Regions from separate parts of the Mus musculus genome. Here all the other regions are linked to region 1. Evidence: chromatin loops called from intact Hi-C (ENCODE). Cell type or tissue: left cerebral cortex. All regions are shown on one strand.

Evidence for each region. Hi-C counts contacts between places; a loop is a spot of excess contacts. Peaks named below come from ENCODE experiments on the same cell type or tissue, not always from the same donor. Only the 100,000 strongest peaks of a DNase experiment are listed, where the experiment ranks them.
Region 2: a loop joins it to region 1, with 2.2 times the contacts of the local background. A loop is called at or near these places in 3 of 42 quality-filtered maps.
Region 3: a loop joins it to region 1, with 8 times the contacts of the local background. A loop is called at or near these places in 4 of 42 quality-filtered maps.
Region 4: it touches region 1 in a loop (2.1-fold over the local background); 2 of 42 quality-filtered maps call a loop at or near these places.
Region 5: a loop joins it to region 1, with 8 times the contacts of the local background. A loop is called at or near these places in 5 of 42 quality-filtered maps.

The regions. Positions count from the first base shown.
Region 1 is chr11:78,803,564-78,808,563 of GRCm38, forward strand. No RefSeq gene overlaps it. Among named protein-coding and RNA genes, the nearest start is that of Lyrm9, 21 kb to the right of the region's middle. In left cerebral cortex, a CTCF peak has its summit at 2,344 (motif pointing left); DNase peaks (open chromatin) are centred at 260, 1,203, 1,856, 2,324 and 1 more place; H3K27ac peaks cover 4,619 bases.
Region 2 is chr11:78,753,296-78,758,295 of GRCm38, forward strand. No RefSeq gene overlaps it. Among named protein-coding and RNA genes, the nearest start is that of Ccnq, 4.1 kb to the left of the region's middle. In left cerebral cortex, no CTCF peak of the experiment used is centred here; DNase peaks (open chromatin) are centred at 2,233 and 4,080; H3K27ac peaks cover 2,254 bases.
Region 3 is chr11:78,700,077-78,705,076 of GRCm38, forward strand. No RefSeq gene overlaps it. Among named protein-coding and RNA genes, the nearest start is that of Nlk, 5.2 kb to the left of the region's middle. In left cerebral cortex, no CTCF peak of the experiment used is centred here; DNase peaks (open chromatin) are centred at 2,461 and 3,179; H3K27ac peaks cover 2,151 bases.
Region 4 is chr11:78,637,881-78,642,880 of GRCm38, forward strand. All of the region lies in intron 1 of Nlk (nemo like kinase), which reads right to left. Among named protein-coding and RNA genes, the nearest start is that of Nlk, 57 kb to the right of the region's middle. In left cerebral cortex, no CTCF peak of the experiment used is centred here; DNase peaks (open chromatin) are centred at 2,894, 3,403 and 4,580; H3K27ac peaks cover 1,753 bases.
Region 5 is chr11:78,724,585-78,729,584 of GRCm38, forward strand. No RefSeq gene overlaps it. Among named protein-coding and RNA genes, the nearest start is that of Ccnq, 25 kb to the right of the region's middle. In left cerebral cortex, no CTCF peak of the experiment used is centred here; DNase peaks (open chromatin) are centred at 1,991 and 3,650; H3K27ac peaks cover 2,107 bases.

The DNA of each region.
Region 1 (5,000 bases):
GCTGCAGGCTGGTTCTGCTTCTCTCTGTGACCAGCCTGCCTCTGCTGCTCCCACACCTCTCTCCTGACTCTGACTTATCTCAACTCTGACCTCCACCTTTAACCGACCTCTGTCCTTGGACTCAAAGCGTCATCTCTGCACTGCCCACCCTCTCTATCGCTTGTCCCGATCATGACCTCCTGCCAGCATGTGGCACTGGCTGCTGCATCTCTCCAGCCTGGCACTGCTCCCGGAAAGCCGCCCTTGGCTTGTCCTCTTTTGTTTCTCTTCCTAATTTGATGCTGACATTGACAGATAATGACGGGAGAGGCAGCCAAGCCCTGGGGCGGGGCCAGAAGGTGCCATTCAAATCCCAGCAAGCAAGTCCTCTAAACCTGGGCTCCTGCCTGCCTTGAATAAGAACCCCCACCCCCTGATCTGGAAGTGGACACTGGCTTTAGCCATCCCCATGTAGAGGAACAGTTTGTCCATCTAGAAGATCCTAAACACCAGGTCTGAGGCTTCCAGAGTCCAGTGTCAGAGGAAAAGAGGATATAAACTAGTATCATGGAGGAAGTAAGAGAAGTGACGAAGCTAGAGAGATGGCTCGGTAGTTAAGAGAACTTGTTACTCTTGCAGACGACCTGGGTTCAGTTCTCAGCACACACAGAGAATCTGACGTCCTCTTCTGACATGCGAGGGCAGCAGTCACACAAATGTTACACATATATGCGTGTTGGCAAAACCACTCATACACATAACATTAAGATAAATCTTTAGAAACCGAATTTTTAACAAGTTAGGAAAATGTGATGAAGTTTCATGGAGTTCTGCATAGTTTCCCCTCGAATGGCCTCTGGCTTCAGGCCTGGGGGGGGGGGGTGCTTCTTAGTCCCAGGGAGACGTGCCTAGCAGCCCTTGCTGCCTCCAGCCTTGTCTTTGACCTAAATGAGAGCAATCACAATTAAAACTCTTTAGCCTTTGATTTTTCATCGGTTTTCCCACTGTGGTCTCCCTTCCTCCTTTTTCAGTTAGGGCTCAACCTAGGGCCTGAGGCATGCGTGTTAAGCAAGTGTTCTACTGTGGACGAGCTACACCTCCCGCTCCTGATTTCCAACACATTCCTGAAAAAGAATAAAAATACCCACTATGAAAGAGAACTCCAGCACACTGCAAATAGGTCTGGAGGCTGCCTGGATGTCCTGAGTTCACAGTGGAAGCAGAATTTCTCACCTGCCCACCCATCACGTCTCCATACTCCCTACCAACTCACCCTCACCCCCAACACACACACACCTAGAGAACTGACTTTAGGAGTCTTCTCTAGAGCCTAAACGGACCCAAAAATGGCCACTGTGACATGCTGGATGCTAGTTCTTGTCTGAGTAAACGGGCCTGGGGAGACACACCCAGAAGGAAGGAACCTTGAGACATTAGCACCCAGGGCCTCAGAGCCTCCTTTGAAGGATCTCATGTAACTGAGGGTAACCTCAGCCATTCAGCCTACCTCTCAAATGCTGGAGATTACAGCTTTATGCCACATGACAGGCTATGCTTTGCTGGAGATCAAACTCAGAGCTTCGTGCCCACAGGTCAAACACTCGGCCAGCCGAGCCACATCCCGGGACCTCTATCCTCTTCTCTAATACATTTTTATTTAAATAGAAATTGGGTTCTACCTTTTTTGATTAAGATATCATCACATAATCATCCAACGCAGGAAAGCCACAACTGATGACCAGTGACTTCATTCCCTTGTTTGGAAAGTTCCCCGTGGCAGTGGGCAGAAGGAGCTGTAGGGAGGGAACCTCTGCCAAGTTTTCTTAGATGGAAAGGTGTTAGCTTTTTGTTATCCTAGGGAGACAGTGGTAGAGGAGGGTGGAGTGTGGAGGGGGTGTGATATTCTACCCTAAAATATTTTTTTTTCTGAAATATGCCGGCAGCTATATCTGGCGGTGTTTGTGCAATTGGGTGGAATTTTCCTTAAAGTGACAAAACGGGTAACATTGTATCTAAGGCTTTAGCTGCCGAGGGCACTGGGCAGGTGTCCTGTGGAGATCTTTAGGGGGCCATCTGATTAAGAAGGGGAGGCCTGGCATGTCCTAGCTCACTGTGTGCTTGCTGTGTGACCCTGGTTGTATTGCTCTTCCCTAAGACAAAACAACCTAAAAGGAGGAAGGGCTATCCTCCTCATGTTTCCAGTCCGCACCAGTGTGAGTGGGTGAAGAGGCTGTTTGCTGCAAAAGCAGCCTAGAGGCAGAAAGCAAGAGACCCAGGAATCCAGGTAGCGTTCAAAGGCCCACCCACTAGGACCTACTTCCTCCAGCTTGGCCTCACCTCACAGCCCTCAAAATAGCTCCACCAGCTGGAGACCGGGAGTTCAGCACGGGAGTCTGAGGGGGTTGGGGGCGGGTGAGGTGTGGGCATTTTATATTCAAACCATAATAATGTGCAATTATGTAATCTCTCTGGCTCTCTAGTTCCTCATGTAAATCGTATTACCTCACTCTTAGGCCGGCTGGAGGATTAAATGACACCGTTTAGCATTTACAAAGTGTCTAGAAGAGAGTCCAGGGCTCAGCGTTGCACCACTGAGTTCCCTCCTCTGCCTTCCCAACAGAGCTTACCATCTACCCAGCTCCTACTCAGCGCCAGACGTGTACCCAGGTTGGACACACTGACATCATTTAACCCCGGGGATGTACAGTTGTGCTGTGTTTCCTCCAATGGCAGAATTCACTTGTTACTCAGGTTGTGGTATCCAGTAATGTGATCACACACTAATCCAGGGGTGACCGTTCAAATAGTTCGTGGTTGTGTTAAGTTTTCAGACTTACTAGTCCTATAAACTGATTTCTTAAATATCTTTAAGTATGTACACACACACACTCACACACACACACACACACAAAAGAGTATATTGATGCACATCTATAGTCCTACTACTTAGAAGCCTGAAGCAGGAGGACTGTGAGTCTTTTAGGTTGTCCTGGTCTACAAAGGGAGGCTCTGACTTAAAAAATTATATATGTATGCGCATATATGCATGTATGCATTTGTGTACACACACACACACACACACACACACGTATATTAAGGAACAAAAGACCGGGGAAATTGGGAAATTGTGCAGGTCATTGGACCCAGGCCTCTTGCCCTGTAGGACACGCTCTCCGATCCTAGCACCAGCTGCAGCTGAAGAGACCACAATTGAACCGTTCATGAACCATGATTTGCTTTTTAAATTTATTCATCTTTCTTGAGACAGGGTCTCATTATATAGAGTGCTTGGTCTCACAGAGATCCTCCTGCCTCTGCCTCCAAGTGCCGGAATTAAAGGCCACCACGCCCGCCCAGTTTGCTTTCTTATTTTCAAGGACTGAGGGATCTCAGTTGTGAGGTGTGCTCTGTCCACTAACAGTGTTTGGAAGAAAGATGGGAGCCGGGCACAGTGGAGAAGGAGAGAGAGGGGCGAGGATTCTATTCATGGGGCTTTTGATTTCACCAGCCACAGAGGTTATACACCAAGGTAAGGACTAGGGAAAGGTTACCAAGGCTAGGCAGCCTACTGGGAACAGTGCTCCCAGGACTGCCACGGTGGATAGGTTTTAAATCAGAGAGGGGTAGGAACTACTTCCCATGGAAGGTGAGGGTGGCTTTATTTCCCAAAAGGAGATGGGGTATTAAGGAGAGAAGCAGATGCTTGATAGCCACCATAACAAATGACCATCGTAGGTAGCAGGAAAGGATTCTTAGATTGGCTCTCATTTAGAAAGTGTTTTAGAATGTTCCCATAGCTAATACCCACAAATGGCCCTTAGGATTTGTGGGACGTTATGAAGTGCATCTCTCGGCTTAAGATTTCTTGGCTGTGGGAAAAGGCTCTTTTTATACAAATGTTCCTGCATGAAATATAAATAGCAATTGGTGATAACCACAAATCTCCATCCAACACTGAGTGCTGGGCACTGTCTAAGCTGATTTCCCCTTTGCAGCAGCCTGGTGCGGGTAGGAACAGTTATTACCTTCCCCTTACATATGAGGAAGCTGAGGAACACGGAGCTTAACTGATCTGCCCTTGTGGCCAATCAATGGTAAGCTGCCCACAATAATGTCCATTTACCATCTTTCCTGGAGCAGGGAAGGTGATGGGAGTCTATCACAGCCCCACAGCCAGTGCAGGTCCACCAGGCAAGACTTTCTCTAGCAGGAAAGCTCCTGGGGCCTGATGCTCAACTGATAGAGATTCAGCCTGGATTGTCTGATCTGTGGCACTCAGTTCCATTTTCTTAATGGCTGTCAATCAGTTCCCCACTGTTTCCCCTGAGGCTGGACCAGCAGGGGAGTCATCTGCACTTAGGAATAGCATTAAGAACAAAGCCAGATCTGGGCTGTTTGTTTTTCCCCAGCGAGATTGCCCAACCCTCAACACAGCTAGGAATGAGCCCAGATGTCACTCATTTCCCAGATCACTGGGCTTCCCAGAGCAAACAGAAATGAGTTCAAGGAATGCTAGCTAGCTCCTCCTTCAGCTTCTGGGCAGTTTCCGATAGAAGCAGAACTTGGGGGCTGAGACTACGGCTCGGGGGGATAGAGTGTCTAGCATGTGCAAAGCCCTGGGTTCAATCCCAGCACTGCATAAACTAGGTGTAATGGTGAATGCCTACATCCCAGCACTTGGGAGGTGGAGGTGGCAAGATCAGAAGTTCAAAGTCACCCTCAGCTGAGTCCCAGACCAGCCTGGGATACGTGGGACCCTGTTTCAAAACAGAAAAGCAAAACCAAACGTGAGCCACTGGGGATGTTTAAAAACTCCCTGGCAGTCATATTTATGGAAAGGTAAAGTTAAATTTTAAGTGTGGTCTTGACGTGATAGTATAAGGTGCTACCATTTCAATATGTAAATGGCTAAATAAGCATTTGTTAATGAGACACTGTAATGCTTAAATTTAGAATCATCATAAACACAAGTCTCTGGGCTTGTCTGTGAGGGACTATCTAGTTTGGGTTAATTGAGGTAG
Region 2 (5,000 bases), 50 kb before region 1:
CTTGTAATTATGTCTCTTGTAGTAATTAGCCCCTTCATATCAATGAAGCTGAATTTCCATGGGTAATGAAATGAAGCCCCAGTGTGTGAGACAAATGAAATGTGGCAGGCAGGTGATGGCCTTGCAGATTTCCTTGGGGACAAAGGAAATGACCCTTCATGTCCAAAGGCCACTGTGGGGGTGAGGGTGGAGGAAGCAAACAGATCTCTGTGAGTTCAAGGCCAGTCTAGTCTACATAAACAGTTTCTGGAAGGCCAGGGCTACATACCAAGTGTTTAAGAAAAAGGTCTGAGTGCACAAGGATATTTCAAGACCTTGAAGCCCTAAAGCCAATACAGAGCCATGTCTGGCGGAGTGTATTTGGGCTTTCCCTGTACTGCTGGGTTGAGTGAGGCTGGGTGTATAAATGTAGCCTCATGGCCTTGAGAAAGAACTCAGTCTTAGAAATAAAGAATATCACCCTCCATCTCTCTCTCTCTCACTTTCTTTTTGACACCGAGTCTTTCTATGTAGCCCAGCATTGGCTAGCTTGGAATACCACATGTAGACCAGGCTAACCTTGAACTTGTAGAGATTTGCCTGCCTCTGCCACCAAGTGCTGGTATTAAAGGTGTTAACCACCATACCTGGCCCTCTTATTTCCTTCTTCTTTTTTTTTTTTTTTTCTTTTTTGTCCTTATCCTTTCCAGGCTTCTCCGTGTTGTCAGCCTATTTTGGGGACACCCATTTCCCTTTGGCTTTGCAGTGGATGGAGTGAAGCACACAAAGTGCACGTAAACCGTTAGGAAAACTAAGAGCGAGGATTAGATCCTTATTTCTTTTCCTGCTCCTCCTCCTCTCCTCCCTCCTCCTCCTCCTCCTCCATTTGTTTTTCGAGACAGGGTTTCTCTGTGTAGCCCTGGCTGTCCTGGAACTCACTCTGTAAACCAGGATGGCCTCAAACTCAGAAATCTACCTGCCTCTGCCTCCCAAGTGCTATAATACAGGTATCTACCATCATGTCTGGTTAGAGTTCTTTTCTTCCTTTTCTTCATGCTTATTTTATCCTCTGCCCAGGGTCTAGTTTCTCTCCAACTTCCTTTTTCCTTTTTCTTCCTCTTTCCTTTTTTTTTTTTTTTTTTTTTTTTTTTTTCTTGAGACAGGGTTTCTCTGTGTAGCCCTGGCTGTCCTGGAACTCACTCTGTAGACCAGGCTGGCCTCGAACTCACAGAGATCTGCCTGACTCTAAGTGCTGGGATTAAAGGCATGCCTGGCTTCTTTCTTTCTTTTTTTAGACAGATCTTGTATAGTCCATGCTGACCTTGAACTCCCTACCTTTGCCTCCTTAGTGCTGGGATTTCAAGCATGAGCCACCATACACATCCAGTTGTACCCTTTTCTCCCCACATATATATATGGGGAGAAAATAGTGTGTGTGTGTGTGTGTGTGTGTGTGTGTGTGTGTGTGTGTGTACTATGTGTAGGTGTGCATGTCTGCATGTGAGCACAGGTGCTGGCAGAGGCAGCATTAGATCCCCAGGAGCAGGAGTTACAGACTATGTAAGCTGCCTGACTTGGGTGCTGAGAATCAAACCCAAGTCCTCTGGGAGAGCTGTAAGTATTCTTTACTGCTGAGCCATCTCTCCAGTCTGCAGCTTTTTCCTCTGAGATGTTCTCAGTATGTAGCTGGTCCTTCCAAATGCTGGGATTATAGGCATGCATGACCCTAGCTGGCCAGGCCCTGAATCCCCGAGAAAGCTCAGCCACTGATTAAGTCCCTTAGATCCTTGATCTCTAAAAGGAGGACAAGGGTCACTCTCATGCATACCTCACTGAACTGAGGAAGAGGTAGGGAGTTCCTGGCTTTTCAGAGAATTGTCTAGGCAAGCTTGTCCATCTCTACACACAGTGTCATCTCTACACACAATCACAACATGCAACATGTTCCTTTATCTGCTAGAAATGTAAAATTATCAAACAGTAAAAATGTTATGCCCATTACTTTGGATATTAAGGTTCAGTTCATTGAAAAGAGAGACAGAGAGAGAGAGAGAGAGAGAGAGAGAGTACAACAAGGCTCCTAAAGAATTAGAAGTTCCAGAAAATTCCAGGCCAGGTGTGAGAACAGGCTGGAGCCTTGGAGCCAGAGGAAGAGTCTTCTCGGAGGAGAAGATTTATCTCAGAGTTCCACAAACTTATCTCAGAGCTAAATCTACATATGCATATTTCCTGGCTTTTGTTCCATCCTTTTTATAAATTGTAACTCTGCTGCTGGCAAGGCTAGGAGAAGCTAAGAATTTCTCTCTCCCCAGCTCTGGCCAAAACAAATCCTTTCCTTTCCCAATTCCCATCTCCCAGTTTTTTGGTAAAGAAGTAAGCAAGGGTGCAGAGATCTCAAGAACACTGGTGCTGCCTTCTTACCTTCTTAGTCTAGACCCCACTTAGACCTCGCACATCCAGACATTCTGTGAGGAAGGTATTGCTCATCCTATATATAAATCAGGAAGTTGTGGGACTGGAGACATGGCTCAGGGGTTATGAGCCCTAGCTGTTCTTCCAGAGGATCTGGATTTGATTCCCAGCACCTACATGATAGTTTTCAACCATTTAATTTCAGTTCCAGGGAATCTGATGCTTTTGGGCCTCCGAGGGCATCAGGCATGCATGCACAAGGTGTACAGGCATGCATGCAGACACTTGTACATATAAAATAAAATAATTTATAAAAAAGAACAGCCAGGGCTAGGCAGTGGTGGTGCATGCCTGTAATCCCAGCACTTGGGAGGCAGAGGCAGGCGGATTTCTGAGTTGGAGGCTGGCCTGGTCTACAGAGTGAGTTCCAGGACAGCCAGGGCGACACAGAGGAACCCTGTCTCAAAAAACCAAAAAAAAAAAAAAAAAAAAAAAAAAAAAGAACCCCCCCCAAAAAAAAAACTCAAACAAACAAAAAAAGAACAGCCAGGGAGTAGTGGTGCTCTCCTTTAATCCCAGTACTCTGGGGACAGAGGGAGGTGGATTTCTGTGAGTTTGAGACACATAGAAAAAAGCAAACCCTCTCTCAAAAAGCCAAAAAGCAAACAAAGCAAAACAAAAACAAAAAACAAGTGAATAAAGAGGTCACCCATGGTCTAATGAATATTAGATGAATATTATATTTTTTCTTGAGACCAGAATTAATGATTACACTTTGGTGCATGGTATGTGTGTGTTTGCACAGACCAAAAGACAACCTTGTGCGTTTCGTCTTAGATGGTATTCTTCAGGCACTGTCTACCTTTTTTGTTTTTAAGATAGCTTCTCTCTCACTGGCCTGAAATGGTGAAGGTGGCTGCTCAGAGACTCCCAGGGGCCATCTTGTTTCCACTTTCCTAATACTGGAATTACAAGCATACAAGCATGCACCATAACTCTCTCTTTCTCTCTCTCATGTATGTATGTATGTATGTATGTATGTATGTATGGGCATGGGTGTAAGTGAAGGCCAGAGGTTGATATCCTTGATTGCCTAGACCAATCCTTGATGGCTCTCCATCTTAGTGTTCTGAGTCAGGGTCACTTACTGAACCTTGAATTCATCACCTCAACTAGGTTGACTAGTCACTGAGCACCAGGCATCCACCTGTCATTGCTCCCAACCCTAGAGTTACAGACACAATCTGTCATGGTCCTTGTGTTTGTAAGGCAAGCACTTTACTGACTGTGATGGTTAGTTTTAATTGTAAAGCTAACACAATCTAGAATCACCTGGGAAGAGAGCATCTAGATCAGGCTGGACTGTCTCAGAGGATCATGGAAGGAAGGTGGTGTTTGCATTTGTTGATGTGGGAAGACCCAGCCCACCTTGAGTGGCACCATTCCCTAGGTTTGGGCCCTGGACTATATATAAGAGTGGAGAAGGTAAGCTGGATAGTACTTCATGCACTCTCTCTCATTCTTCCTGTCTCTTTTCTTGCCTATGGATGTGACCAGGGCCTCAAGAGTCTGCTGCCTTGACTTTCCTGAAATGATGGACCAGAATCTGGAATTACAATCAGAATGAAGCCTTTCTCCCCTAAGTTGCCTTTTTTGTCAGGGTATTTTATCACAGCAACAGAAATAAAACTAGGACACTGACTTAGCATCTCCCAGCCCTGGTTAAGCTGTTTCTAAGAATTTGGGCTTTTGTTTATGTTGCAGACACATAGTCCTGGATTCATACACAGACACCAATTTCTCCAGCTTACTGTTGTATGCTTTTCATTATAGCTTTGGCGAAAAATGGCCTAATACTTGAAATGAGTAAGCTCCGAGTTTCATCTCTGCAGGGCCCCAGGGGGGCTGACTTCTCAAGCTGCCTCCTCAATAGAGCAGAGAAAGCCTCAAAACAGGGTGTCCCTTCCCACCCAGAAAACCTTGAGGTTTTGTTTTTTTTTTTTTGTTTTTTTTTTTTTTCTTTTTGGCAAAGCTAATAACATCTACCTTACAAAATTGTTGCTAGTATGAAAATAAATGTTTGCACATACAGGACAGCGCTGGTGGCTGGGATGTAATTCGGCTCTGTATTTTGTGTCTCCTGTTGCGTGTACACACCCACATACCTAGCATGGGAGAAGCCTCGGGTACCATTGTCAGCACCACATAAACCTGGTCTTGATACACATGCCTGCAGTCTGGGCACTTTGGAGGGCAAAACTGGGGGCAGCCTGGGCTACAAGAGACCTTGTCTCAAACAGACAGTAGTGGGGGCATATTCAGTACTTGGTAGCTGTCATTTTTACCACATACCCCAATCAGCTATCCCATGAAGTGCTTATATAAAGCATAAAACACACAAATCTCATCTGCATGGTACTACAACTCTGAAAAGTGAGTGGCAACCTGGGCTGGAGGTAAGTTCAAGGCTAGCTTACCTTACATTCAGACTGTCTCTCAACACACATACACACACACACACACACACACACACACACACACACACGAGAGCCCCTTATATTCTTATGCTTCTTTCTGGGCTTTCCTTAGGAAAACCACTGAAGCCTGAA
Region 3 (5,000 bases), 100 kb before region 1:
GTCTGCCTCAGGCCCTCCATCTCACTTCCACCCTCTCTGCTTGAGGCAGTCTACATTTCTCTCAGTTCCTCAACCACACTGATGTCTTGAAACCTTCATGGCTGATTTTCAGCTTAAGACATCCCCAGCCGTGCTCCACTCCTCCCCAGCCACGCTCCGCTCCTCCCCAGCCACGCTCCACTCCTCCCCAGCCACGCTCCGCTCCTCCCCAGCCACGCTCCGCTCCTCCCCAGCCACGCTCCACTCCTCCCCAGCCATGCTCCACTTCTCCCCAGCCACGCTCCGCTCCTCTCCGGCCACATTCTGCTCCTTCTCAGCCACTTTCCGCTCCTCCCCAGCCATGCTCTGCTCCTCCCCAGCCATGCTCTGCTCCTCCCCAGCCATGCTCCAATCCTCTACGCCATCCTTTCTGCTCCATGTGAGTCTCAGATTTTCTTTTGGAAAGCTTTTTACTACCCCTCATCTAGACTATGACTCTCCATTATATATCTTCATGACACTGCCTCCCTTGTAGCACTGAGAACTCTATTCTAATTGCTTATTGAGTTTGACCAGAACAGAGAGCTTGTCTGTCTCACTTATATTATATACCCAGTTCATACGACAGTGCCAGGGGAAGAAAAAAAAAAAAAAGCGAAGACAGTGGAGATCTTCACGACTTACTGAGGTCAGGAAGAGTCAGTACAAACCGGAGACCTGCCGTTTGCTAGCTCCGCGATTCTGGCCATTTAACTAACCTTTCAGTCTCGGTTGCCCCCGCTGAAGTAGTGCTATGTGCTTCATTAAGTTGATGCGAGAGTGAAATGAAGTGACATACTGAAAAATGCTTACTTAGCAGGGAACAAACCTTCAATATTCGTTAATTCAGTTCTCCCCTCTCTCTCGCCTAATGCTTGGGATACTTTGCTACCTTTCCCGTGGATGACAGTCTCCTTTAAAGCATAGTTTTGAGAAGTCTCTTTAGCACATAAGGTCTCTGGTTCTGTCCAAATCTATTAAGTTAGGTTTTGGATGGGAAAGAGCTGGAATCTGGTTAACAAGCCCTTCAAGTAAAGCGGCCCTGAAGTTGGCAGGGCCCTGGTCCTGAGGACAGGGACTTAAGTCTTCTCCAAGGTGAGATTCAGTGTCTGGTGCAGGGACTTTTGGAGGTACCTCACTGGGGCACTGGTAGCTCCTCACAGATCTGTACATCTATTTAGAACAAGAATTTCCAAGCGAACTGAGCATACTCCAGGTGCTACACAAATTAGACTCCTTGGAGAAATGCGTACACTTTCAGACGTGGTCTTATACTGAGTATCAAGTATCCCAGCACTCAGGGAGCTAAGGCAGAAGAATTGTGAGTTCACCGTCACCCTGACATAGGGAGACCCTGTCTCAAAACAAGAAACAAACAAACAAACAAACAAAACTCTAAGAATCATCATAAGCTTTGATTTCTAGTTTGTAAAATATAATTTAAAATGTTTATTTGGAGTTGGGCAAGGTAACTTGTGCCCATAATCCAGGAGACTGAGCCAGGAGAATTACCACGAACAAATTCAAGACCAGTCAGAGCTCCAGAATGAGACCCTGTCTCTAAACAAACAAAAAAACAAACAAATAATAAAAAGCAACTAAAAAAAAGCTAAAGAAACATGTAAAATTATCTGGATATGTTTTATTTAACTTGATATACCCAAATTATTGTAACTTTAATATGTGATCAAAATTTGAAAAGGGATACACACATATATGATTCGAGAGCTGTGAAATCTAGTATTTTCACTCACATACAACACTCAGTTGAGTTAAAAGTTCAGTTTCAGGTGACACGTGTCTGTAATCCTAGATGTTCAGGGATCTGAGCCAGAAGGATCACTGGGATTAGGCCACCCTGGACTACATGAGAAGTTCCAGAGCAGCTCAGACTATATGGGGATAGCATACCTCCTCTCTCCCTCTCCCTTTCCCCTCTCCCTTCCCTCTCCCCCCCCCTTTCAGGTTCAAGTCCTTCCTTCTTCTAGTCACCTTTCATACATTAGTTATCTTCAAGTGCTCATTAGCCACATGTAGCTAGCAGCTACTTCATTAGACAGCACAAATCTAGACCATGGGGTTGAAATTTTGCTCTGCCCTCCCCCGACTTCTTCATCCGTGGTGATCAAAGAGGCGATCCACAGAAAGTACATAGCCCGGAGCCTCTCGGCTCCTCATCAGTAGCTGTAAGTGGGATGGTTAGTATTAGTATTACAATCCAAGGTCAAGTATCACAAGTCAGATGAGAATCATGCTGTGGGCTCTGCTCAGCTCATACTCCCAGCATTCTATCCACATAGGGTGCCTGTCCCCTTAAACATCTCACCAGACAGTACAGTTTCCGGCCCTTTCCATCCTATTCCATTTTCAGGAGCTGAGCATGATGAACGAGGAGAAGTCGGAAGTGAGTCAGCAGGATAGCACTTAGAGCCCAAAAAAGCAAGCAGGACATCAGAATGCATAAGCAGGAATATAATGTGCAGGAAGTGGGAGATGATCTTCCCTTTCTTCTAAGAACTGGCTCTCCTTAAGAGCTGTCTGCAGCCTCTTTGTACAGCATGGGCCAGGCTCTGGGAAACTAGGGAACAGCAAAGAGAGCTCTCCCCTCTCCACAGTGCTAGGTGCTCAACATCACTTATCCCGTATAACACATCACCAATACATCCATTCTGCAAATAGAGAAGCAGACTTGGGGAGCCTCAGGGAAGCTCATACAGCTAGTGGGTGACAGCTGGGACTCACTAGCTCCCATCATACCACCATCCTTTCCACTGTGTGCCACAGTTGGAAGGAATAGTCAGTAGGGAAACAAAGCCACAGAATAACGGGGGTAAAGGAAAGAACATCCAGAAAGGGATTTCGCTTTGAAGCAGAGCAGCCTTCCTTACCAGATACATGCAATGTTAGCACTTTTGCTCAGAGCCCTCATTGGTGGTCAGGTAGGACCACCTGGGACCTTGGCAGCCTCACCCCTTCTGGGTCCTACTTCCATTAAGTCCAGGCTTATATCCTTCTGCCTCCCAAGTTGTACTCACAGATCCCTCAGGAAGATGTTCTCTGCTATTAGGCTCTCTAAATCTGTCCCTTTACTTGAAGAATTTACATGGTGAGTCTGCAGCCTTGACTGGAATCATATGCTGTGGCATTTTTTTCTAGCCATGTGACCACGGGTGTAATAACACTTTTGAACTTTGGTTTCCTCGTCTGTGTGGTGAAGAACACAAGATGGAGATTATTTAGTGACATCAGTGTCTGACTCAATATAGGCAGCCTCCTGCCTCATCGCTCCCCCTCACTGACTCGACATTTCCCACAGCCGTCTCTATCTCTAGGACTCTTGGCTGTGTTTGGGGAGTTGGCTCTGGGGATGAAAGGTGATAGTTAGATTTTAGTCACTTGTAAACACTTCTCGCTGGGCATTGTGGCGCATGCCTTTAATCCCAGCACTTGGGAGGCAGAGGCAGGCAAATTTCTGAGTTCGAGGACAGCCTGGTCTACAAAGTGAGTTCCAGGACAGCCAAGAATACACAGAGAAACCCTGTCTCAAAAAAAAAAAAAAAAACAAAACAAAAATACACTTCTCCTCGTCTCCCTTATCCATTCTCTTATTATGTTCAGGTCTTCCATCAGCTTTGTGACAGGGTGATAAAGCTGTCGCTACCAAAATAAAGCTGGAGACACTGGAGTGTGAGCAAGGGTGCAGACCTGTGAGACATTTGGCAGTGCTGCAAGACAAAGGGTGGGTCCAGGGTCAGATACAGAAGGCTCTAGAAGAAAAGCCACAGAGATCCAAGGAAGATTTTCTGATTGACAGGAGAGATATGGATGGAGGCAGGGATGGAACACAGCACAAGATCAGGAGATAATAGTAACTAGGACCAAAGATGGAGACTGGTTCATAACAATGTGCTGGGGACAGGGAGAGACCAAACAAGTTCCAGATCATTGCTGCCTGGGCCTTCTTTGCAACCACAGCTAACCCTTCATCTGCCTTAGTCACACAGCCTCTAAGTCCCAGGACAATCCCCTCTGCGTGTGTCTGAGGCCCTTGGCCTCATCTTACCTCTCTCTACTATTTAGCCCTGATCACATGCATCAGCCGATCCCCTACAGTTTCTTTTTAGGTAAATCAGAGATCATAAATGTTGTTAGTTAACGTTACTTTTGTTTGGTTTGTTCTATTTTCGCTTTGGCTTGGTTTGGTTTTTGAGGTGGAGTCTCATTTTGCCCAGGCTGACTGCAATCTATGCAGCCAAGACTGGCCTGAACTTCTGATCCTTCTGACTTCACCTGTCAAGTGATGAGATAACAGGTATGCACTACCATGCCCGGTTTTAAAGTGACTTTAAAGTTGAGGAGATGGCTTAGTGCGTAACGCTCACAAGGAGCTCATGGATCACCAGAACCCAGATAAAAGCTGGAGGTGGTGGTCCGAGTACCTGCAACCCCAGCACTCACTGGAGGGAGACAGGTGGATTCCGGAGACTTGCTGGCCAGCCTGTCTACCCAGTGAAGGAGTTCTGCAGTAAGTGACAAGTCCCATCTCAAACTCCAAGGTAAAGAGAGACTAAGGGAGATATGGGATGTCTTCTTTTTCTTTTCTTTTCTTTTCTTTTCTTTTCTTTTCTTTTCTTTTCTTTTCTTTTCTTTTCTTTTCTTTTCCTTTCCTTTCCTTTCCTTTCCTTTTCTTTCTTTCTTTCTTTCTTTCTTTCTTTCTTTCTTTCTTTCGTTTTTTTTTTTTGTTTTTTTGTTTTTGTTTTTTTGTTTTTTTGAGACAGGGTTTCTCTGTATAGCCTTGGCTGTCCTGGAACTCACTCTGTAGACCAGGCTGGCCTCAAACTCAGAAATCCGCCTGCCTCTGCCTCCTGAGTGCTGGGATTAAAGGCGTGTGTCACCATGCCCGGCATCAGTTTTTTGGTTTTTTTTTTTTGACCCACACACATACATGCATGTGAGCACGCACACCCACAAGTAGACACACA
Region 4 (5,000 bases), 170 kb before region 1:
AAAAAAACAAACAAACAAACAAAAAAGCAAGGGCAGTTAAATCTTTTTAACAGATAAACAATGCCCACCTACATGATGTCTAAAGTCACTTTAAACATAAAAACAGGTAAAAATAAAATGAAAGTAAAAAATATACCAAGTAAAAAACAAGCCTAAGAATAGGTGAAATAGACATCAAGAGAAAGTTTACAGAGGAAATAAAGCCATTATATACATAAAAAGGTAGTTCATAGGCTGGAGAGATGGCTCTTCTGAAGGTCCTGAGTTCAAATCCTAGCAACCACATAGTGGCTCACAGTCATCCATAATGAGATCTGATGCCCTCTTCTGGGGTGCCTGAAGAGAGCTGCACTGTACTTACATATAATAAATAAATACATCTTTTTAATTTTTTTCTAAAAAAGGTAGTTCATGAGAAAGATCTTTGGGTTTATTATATGCATTATCATGTCCTCATGAGAACAATTTAACTTATTTTTCTTCTATGTGCCTTTTATTTAGTTATTTTGATCCTTGTTACATTGGTTAGATATCCTAGTATACATAGCTGCCAGAAATAATTATACTGTATACTTCAAATGAGTAAATCCTATTGTATGTAAATAAAGGATAATTTTAAGAGAAGGCAAAATGAGAAAAACAAAACAAATAGTTCTCTGCTCTTTTAATAAAAGAAATGAAATTGAAACTATGAGCTATTTCTCATGGACTTAAAAAATTTATTCTAATGATGGAAGGTGTTAATTAGCACAACATTTTTAGAGAAAAATTTGGCACTGTATAGCTAGATCTTTAAAAAGTGAGTGGACCTTCTGACCTAGCACTTCTATTTCTGGGAAGTCTAACTACAGAAACAATTGAATCAAATGAGACATAGGCAGAGTGACATTGAAAAGCTTTGTCTCAAAAGTTTGGAGCTAAGACGAAAGGATGGACCATCCAGAGACTACCCCACCTGGGGATCCATCCCATAATTAGCCACCAAACCCAGACACTATTGCATATGCCAGCAAGATTTTGCTGAAAGGACCCTGATATAGCTGTCTCGAGTGAGGCTATGCCAGTGCCTGGCAAATACAGAAGTGGATGCTCACCGTCATCTATAGGATGGAACACAGGACCCCCAATGGAGAAGCTAGAGAAAGTACCCAAGAGCTGAAGGGGTCTGCAACCCTATAGGTAGAACAACAATATGAACTAACCAGTACCCCCAGAGCTTGTGTCTCTAGCTGCACATGTAGCAGAAGATGGCCTAGTCGGCCATCATTGGGAAGAGTGGCCCCTAGGTCTTGCAAACTTTATATGCCCCAGTACAGGGGAACACCAGGGCCAAGAGGTGGGAGTGGGTGGGTAGGGGAGTTGGGGGGGAGGAGGGTATGGGGGACTTTCGGGATAGCATTTGAAATGTAAATGAAGAAAATATCTAATAATAAAAAAAAAAAGAAAGGCTTTGTCTCCTTGTGAAGAGTAGGGGGAAGAACCTTGCACGCCCAAATTAATGTTTGCTTAAATAACAAGATGTCCATCATTAACATGCATGTGTCCTTACTGAGGAATGAGGATGCTAAGCTTGTGTCAACTAGTACAGCAGACCTTACACACAAAGAAGGAAGGAGTGGGCCTCTGAGAAATCCTGGTGAATTTTATCCGTGGAACAGTGTCTGCAACCCCAGTGCTCCAGAGGCTGAGCACAATGGCTCCTCTCCTGCATTTTGTTTTCTACTCTAGGGAGTTGTACATAATCACCATTATAGCCTCCAGACTTACTATGAGAAGAAAATTCTTAATTCTTGTCACCATTGGCTTACTATGAACACACAAGGCTATCATTTCTGTTTATCTCTTATGATAACTGATGGAGGGGCGCTTACCCCAGTGCCCAGGAGGTAGGGACAGGTAGATCTCTATGAGTTCGAGACCAACCAGGTCTACATACTGAGAGTTCATCTCAAAAACAAAAGCAAATAAAAAATGATTTAAAGACTTTAGTCAAATGTCATTCAAATGAACATATTTGATTAGAGCACTCTGACATACAAACTAAGTTGTTTCAGTAAGTTACTTAGTTTACCCTCAAACAGATCTGAGTAAAAACAAGCCATGTGTATACTTTTTATGTTAGGGTTATCCGAACTGTAATCTATCTATGAAAGGAAAATGTTACAGTGGAAGAACCAGCCATTTCTAGTTCTAAGATCAATTAATTAATCTATTAAAAATCAGTTAATGTCTCTGGAAAATATAGAATTAGAAAGTACAAGATGTCAAAAACTAAATGTTCTCCACTAGCATAGGGGCATTGTAAAACAGCTCTCAGCCTGTGGGTTGGGGACATGATTCTTACATAAAACTTAGATGGGGGAAAAAGGTTGAGTGTAAATGCAGAGAATTAACCCTTTTTTTTTTTTTTTTTTTTTGGTTTTTCGAGACAGGGTTTCTCTGTATAGCCCTGGCTGTCCTGGGACTCACTTTGTAGACCAGGCTGGCCTCAAACTCAGAAATCCTCCTGCCTCTGCCTCCCGAGTGCTGGCATTAAAGGCGTGCGCCACCACGCCCGGTGCTCAGATTCCCATTAAAGATCTTGTATCTTTCTCAACCCAAATATAAACAGTAGACATTTCACCTCCTCCAATATTTCTTTATTATAACCTCTAAGGTCCAGGAATCTGAGGCAATATTTAAGTATCGAAAAATATGTAAGAAAAGCTCCTTAAAAAACAAAAACAAAACTCTACCCAGTGAGTTAGGTACAGGGACAGTTCTGCAACGCTCACTCCTTTCAGTGCTCCCTAAAGGTAAAGAGCTTTACACATTCCAAACACCCTCTTCAAAGTCAGCCCTATCTCACTGACACCCACTGGCTATGTAAACCACATTTGCCTGAAATGTTACCACTCAATGGATTTTTCCAAACTAAGTATATCTGTGACCTATACAAGAACACCTGTACTGACAGTTTCTGGAATGTCATTATTTAATAAAGCACAGGACATTTGGAACCCAAGAAGTCTCCATTCTGGAAGGGAAGGGAATGCATGGAGGAGGGAGAGAGGGTATAGGGAGAGCAAATATGGACATAACAAACATATGTGTATATGAAAATGTCATAATGAAGCCCATTAATCTCATTAATCTGTGCAATTAATAGAACTCAATAATTGTGATTTTTAAAGTAAAATAAAACCTTACCTAATCCTCAAAAAAAAAATCTCCATTCTGGCTTTATGATTTTAACCTAGGTGCAACAGTTAGAACACAGACCCAAGATAAAAGGACAGAAATACACTTAAGGAGAAAGACGGCTTTTCTATTTCTGCCAGCTATTTTAGAAAATCCTAGAATACTTAAAGTGAGTGTCTCAATGCCATCTGGTCGTACTGCTGATGTAATTCTAAACAGCAATTTTAAAGACTTATGCAGATTTTTCTTTGTAAAAGCAGATGCATTAAAAGCTATGTCAGAGCCACTGTGGTAGCATGTACCCAGCATCCAGGAAGCAGAGCTAGGCAGACTTCTAAGTTCCGGGCCAGCCTGGTCTACATGATGAAATCCTGCCTCCTACTCCAACCACCAAATAAAAGGAACTTATATCAGAGCAGTCCTGGGCATGACATGAGGAGTGAGAAACAAAATATCCATTCCAACTATATATATTTTTAGAGATTTTTCAAATTATAAGATACTATATATCTTGATCAAGAAGTTAATTCTACTTGTGCCATGTTTTATTTTTAAAATTAAGAAAAAATATTTTAGCTAGGTATGGTGAGACACTCCTTTAATCTCAGCACTATGGAGGCAAAGTCAGGCATATTTGTGTGTGTTCAAAACTAGCCTGGTCTATATAAGTTCCAGGACAGCCATAACTACATAATAAGACCTGTCTTGGGGCTGGGGGTAGGGGAAGAGCAAAACCAAAACCAAATGATAAAAACCCATTATTTTATGTGTATGGGTGTTTTGCCTGCCTGTACATCTGGGTACCATGTGCATGCCTGGTACCCATAGAGGCCATAAGAGGGGATTGGATCTCTGGAACTGGAATTATGAACAGTCGTGAGCCTCTGTGTGGGTGCTAGGAAAAGAACCCTGATCCTTTGGAAGAGCAGACAGTGTTTTTAAACACTAAGCCAACTCTCTAGCCCTGCAATTTGATTTATAACAAAGGCCCCGACAATAGCAGTATATATTCGCACTACACTATAAAGTGTTGGGATCCTTGTCTTTATAAGCAGAAGCTAGATAGAGACATACCATCTTTTCCTATGAGATCTAAATTCCTTCTAAAATGATGTTATGTGACTTATGGTCTGAGAATGAGAAGTTAAAAAAAAAAGTGGGGGCTGGGGAGGGGCAGGATACAATTCCAACTCACAAAGCTGTTAATCTTGTGTTACAAATGGAATGAACTCGACAATACTGCCATGAAGGATTTTCAGCAAACTGTTCCCCAGGGTCCAGACCACTATGCAAATTGACTTCTTCCAAGCTAGAGAAGCACTGCACTTTCAGGAGGAAATGGGAGCTACAGCAGATCTAAAGCAGGGAGGTGCAGCGGCAGCACGTGTAACATTAGCTAATGCTGTGTATAATCCCAGTCTTGTTTCATGAAGAGTCTTTTCCTGGCACTTCTAATTTCCACTTCAGGTGCCTGCTGCTTCTCAGTGTTTTTTCCCACTTTACTCTGCCAGTACATATATCACATTCTCCATCACCCCCAAAAGACCAGAACTACAAAACAGGACCAGTGGGGAGGCCCCCATTCTACTTTGGGCAAAGAAAAGTTGTAAGGATGTGGATGGACTGTTTCTTGGTACAGGGAGACAATGACACAAGAAAATTAACACAATCTGCAAAGAAAGGAAGCAAGAATGTAGGTAATATCCAAGCTTTTGCATTCCAATGTATCTGAGGCTAATTATATCCACTTTGAAGTCTGATGATGTGAATGAAGAGCTTATATTGATGATCTTTCATAACAAGGACCAGCTTTTATACTC
Region 5 (5,000 bases), 79 kb before region 1:
TTTAAAGAAGTACTGGGGACTGGAGAGAGAGCACAGCAGCTATGAGCACTTGCTGCTCTTGCAGAGGACATGAGCTAGGTTTCCAGCACCCAGGTTGGACAGCCCACAACTGTCTGTAACTTCAGCTCCAAGGGACCCCATACTCCTTTCTGGATTTCTCAGGCACCCCCATATCCATATGTATACATACAGACAGGCACACATACACATAAATTAAAATTTTAAAACAAATCTTAAAAAAAAAAAAAGTCAGCTAGTATCCATGCATAGTGGCTGGCATACTCCTGTAACCCCAGCACCCAGGACTCAGAGGCAGCACTGCCATGAGCCTGAAGCCAGCCTGATCCATATAGAGAGTTCCAGTGCAGCCAGGACTTACCCTGCTCCAAAACAAATAAGCAAAGTCAAGTATCTGGAAAGACCAGCTGGACCTGGCCTTGAGAGCTGATTTACTTACTTCAAAATATTTAATTACAATCTCTGCTGTGATGGGCACCGGGTTACATGCTGCAGAGGCAAAAGCCAGTAAGACTGGTTTTTCCTAGACTGTAATCCCTGGCATTCAGGAGGTAGATGCAGAAGGATCAAATGTTCCAGGTCATCCTCAGCTATATATTGAGTTTGAGGCCAGCCTGGGATACATGAGGCCCTGTTTCTAATAATGGCCAATTATAGACTGGAATGATGATACACAAGTGTAATCCTACAACTTAGGAAGTTGAGGCAGGAAGACAGATGGAAGAGTTCCAGGCTAGCCAGGACTACATATGTGAGAGATTATGTGGAAGACAACCAAACTTGAAAACCAATAACGAGTACAAGAGGTCATGTTTTGCCATTTTTTAAATAGATTAAGTGTTTAAACACTATCAGCAGAGCCTTGGGACTAACCTTCATAAGATACCAAACAGTAACCATTTGAAAGTTATTTCCCGGGCTGGTGAGATGGCTCAGCAGGTTAGAGCACCCGACTGCTCTTCCGAAGGTCCGGAGTTCAAATCCCAGCAACCACATGGTGGCTCACAACCACCCGTAATGAGATCTGACTCCCTCTTCTGGAGTGTCTGAAGACAGCTACAGTGTACTTACATATAATAAATAAATAAATAAATAAATAAATAAAAAAGAAAGTTATTTCCTGTGCCAAACCATTGCATCTAGAGCCAGAAAGGTAGGCAAGTGCTTTCTGTATGAGAAAGAAGGTTCAATGATTGCTTGACAGAGCAAGGAAATAGCACGAGGGATAACTGGTTAATAGACATCACTCTTGAGTGATATATATTCTTTCAAGAAAGCAATAGTTTGCCGGGCATGGTGGCACATGCCTTTAATCCCAGCACTAGAGAGGCAGAGGCAGGAGGATTTCTGAGTTTGAGACTAGCCTGGTCTACAGAGTGAGTTCCAGGAAAGCCAGGGCTACACAGAGAAACCCTGTCTCAAAGCCAGTACTGTCACCTACAGCCTGTGTCTGACCCCATTCACTATGCTATTGAAAATCTAAGTCATGGCTGTGTTCTCATGTATACCTCCTTTATGTGCTCCGTGTAGCCTTGCCAGTGCCAAAGTAACACAAATCATTACATAAATCTCACCTCAGTGACTTTTTCAATTGGATTAGCAGAGAGTATTGTAGGAGAGGAAAGAGTAATGAATCAGAACCATCTAGGGAGATTTTCCAAATGTATATGGTTGATAACCACCCCCACTGCCAATTCTGAGAGGCCACAGGGTTGATATGTGTGAAAGGGCAATCCCAAACGATGTCCTCTCTCCTCCCTGAGGGCATGACTATGTCCTTCAAGGAGTCACTGACTCTGGACTTTGACACATACAGGTCTTCACTGAAGGACCTAATCCCTTAATCTGTGCACCCAGAACCCATTGCTTCAGAAGACACGAGGAGATCCACAAGACTGCCTGGGATACTTCTCCATCAGGCAGGCCTTTGCCTCTATTTTTGTTTCAGAACCACCCACCTAGCTGAGGCTTTCTCTCTCAGGAAAGGCATTTAACACCAGAATTCTCACCCACTAGCAGAGTGGGAAAGAAGAGGACAGTGGAAGTAGGAGCTATGAGGCAAAAAAAGGAATATTTTTCACTGCTGCCTGATTTCTGTTCTTTCACTAACGTCTTTACACCAAGAAAGACTGACACTCGGGGTGTTAGGAAGTTAAAAAAAAAAAAGTGAGTTTATGTACTCTCCTGCAGTGGTAGAGGAGAAAATGACTTTACAAATAGCCAACGCCCCTAGCTCATCTGGAACCTGGGTGGGGGAGATGGACAAAGAGCAATGCCAGCTGCAGCTCATTCCAGCCACACACAGCAGAGCCTGCCGGTGAACATGATCCTGTCCATGGGTGAACTGGACTTTGAGAGGGAAAGGAATAGGTATGACTGTCAGGACTCTACCAGCTCTGGGTTGGCCACGTGACTTTTTTGTGTGACCTACACGTGTGGTCAGTGTTGAGGTCTCAAAGAAACCTGGGACAAATGGGTAAAGGAGGTGCCTACTAACATTTCAAATTGGACTCTGGCTAGAATTCCCAGAATCCCTTAGTATCTGTGGCTCCTCCCGTTACTTCTCACCCCGCCCCCTACCTTAAACCTCTCCAATCCAGGAGCTGGGCTTCGTTTCCCTTCCCCCAACTTCTGATTTCTGTGTAACAGCCATTTTGGCTACATACTCTCTTGGATCTTGCAAGCTCTCTTGACTCTTAACTCTTCTCTTGGCTCCTGGTCTCCTTTTGCCCACTTCACACTTCTGTCTTCCAATATCTCTCTCCCCACTCCCTTCTCAGAGCTCTCAGGCCCAGTTCAGTCTGAACTCTTCCATATGCCCCTGGCAGTACTCTCCCTCATGTCTATGATAAAACCTTCTCAACTGTACTCAGGAGTGGTCATATCCACATTTTCAGTCAGAAGAATTTGTGAGGGTCAGTTCTCTCCTTCCATCACATGGGTCCTAGAAGATTCAACTCAAGTCCTTGATCTTGAAGGCAACTACCTTTACCCACTGAGTCATCTTGTCTACCCAACCAGTAGAATTTTAGAAAGATGCTTCAGAGCAATCTACCTGGGTCTGCCTGATGATAGTAAAAACTGACTTTGTCCCAGCCCTTTCATTTCAAAGCAAAGAGCATACTAAGAGCATCATTCCCTTTGCAGCCAAGTCAACACAGACTAGAGTGAGTGAGTGAGTGAATGTTTTAGGATTACAACTTCCAAGACACAGCAGCCGATCCTTTGACAGATATGCCCAACAAAGGCAGGCTGCTCTTGAACCAAGACAAAGACTCATTATGTATGTCTGGCTGGTCTGGAATTTGCCATAAGCCCAAAGGGACTCTCCATCTACAACCTCTGTCTAGTTGTAAGGGAGGCAACATGGGAGATTCCCTAGAGATAAAGTAGAAGTTCTCCTGGAAGGTACCTGATGGTGGAGAAGGTCAAGACTACTCAGTAACAGTGCAGAAGCGGCTAACATCAATTCCTGAGCAAATAGGTGTCTCCTGTTCCTGTTAACTTATCTCCAGCTTCATCGGATTAGTGTAGTGATTCTCAGCTGAGATGAGTGGAGGTTGGAGAGTGTCCCAGGCACATATGCTATCTCCCATCATTGAGAACTATTGGTCCAAACAATTTCAAAGCATCCTAAGATCCCTCCAGGGGATGCTGGCTCCTCTTTCAGAACTGTGCCTTGGCTCTGAGGATTGTTTATAACAGGCAGAAAGGGAAACCGTGGGCTTACAGGGGCTCCTGAAAACAGTGGCTTCCACACTTGTCAGTGCCTCAGAACGACAAAAAACAATCTTTAAAAATTCATATTTCCAGGCTCTGTTACATACTCATGAAATAGAATATTCTGGAATGGGGAGTCCAAATATTTGTACTCTTCACATGCCCACCAGGTGCTAACTTCACCGTGTGCTTTAAGACAACTTTTCCTTTTGTTTTTCTTTTTAAATTTATGTGTTTTGTTTTGTTACTTTTTGTTTTTTGAGACAAGGTTTAGTTGTGTAGCCCTGGATGTCCTGGAACTCACTTTGTATACCAGGCTGGCCTCAAACTCACAGAGATCCATTCTGCCTCCTGAGTACTGGGATTAAAAGTCTGCTCCACCACTGCCCAATTAAGTCAACTTTTTCTAAGGCCATTTTATTAGCATAGATTAATTATATAAAAAATAATAGTTTCCATTGTGATATCCACTATGTGGCCTAGATTGGCCTTAAACTTGTGACAATCCTCCTGCCTCTGTTTCTCAAGTATTGAAATTATAGGCATGTACAACCACACCTGGCTCTAGTTCAGCTTTTGAGAGGCAGCAGCTTGCAAATACAGGGGTACTCATGAGCTTTCTACATTCAACCTAGAGCCATCAACCCAAGCAGCAGGAGCAGTTTCTGCTATACCACCAGAGCCTTTTCTTCACTGGAGTTTCCAAAGCTACAGACAGAGGTTTAACAGCACAGTCTGATGTTAAAACTGACCTGAGTGTGAATCTTTGCTCTCTGCAAACTATGTGGTCATAAGTTATGACCCTTTCTCACGCCTCAGCTACCTCATTAGTGAGGCAGTGGTAATGCTACCTATGTTCCAGGGTTACTGTGAGGATGCCTTGAGATAATATGCAGAAAGTGACTGATGGAGACTTGGGTACATGGAGGTTGTGCTGAAAATGCTGGTTCATTTTCTCAGTCTGCTAGAAGTAGGGTCAGCTGAGTATTCTTAGAGACTGACAATTGGAATTTTCCACCACACAGCTCAGTACTAGAGTGTTGTGCTCACTCTTGACCAAATTTATAGAATACCTCAGAATACCTCAACAGAAGGAGTTCAGAGGATGACTTCAGCTCACTTCCCTTCCTTCCTTCCTTCCTTCCTTCCTTCCTTCCTTCCTTCCTGTCTTTCTTTTTTCCTTCCTTCCTTCCTTCCTTCCTTCCTTCCTTCCTTTCTCTCTCTCTCTCTCTCTCTCTCTCTCTCTCTCTCTCTCTCTCTCT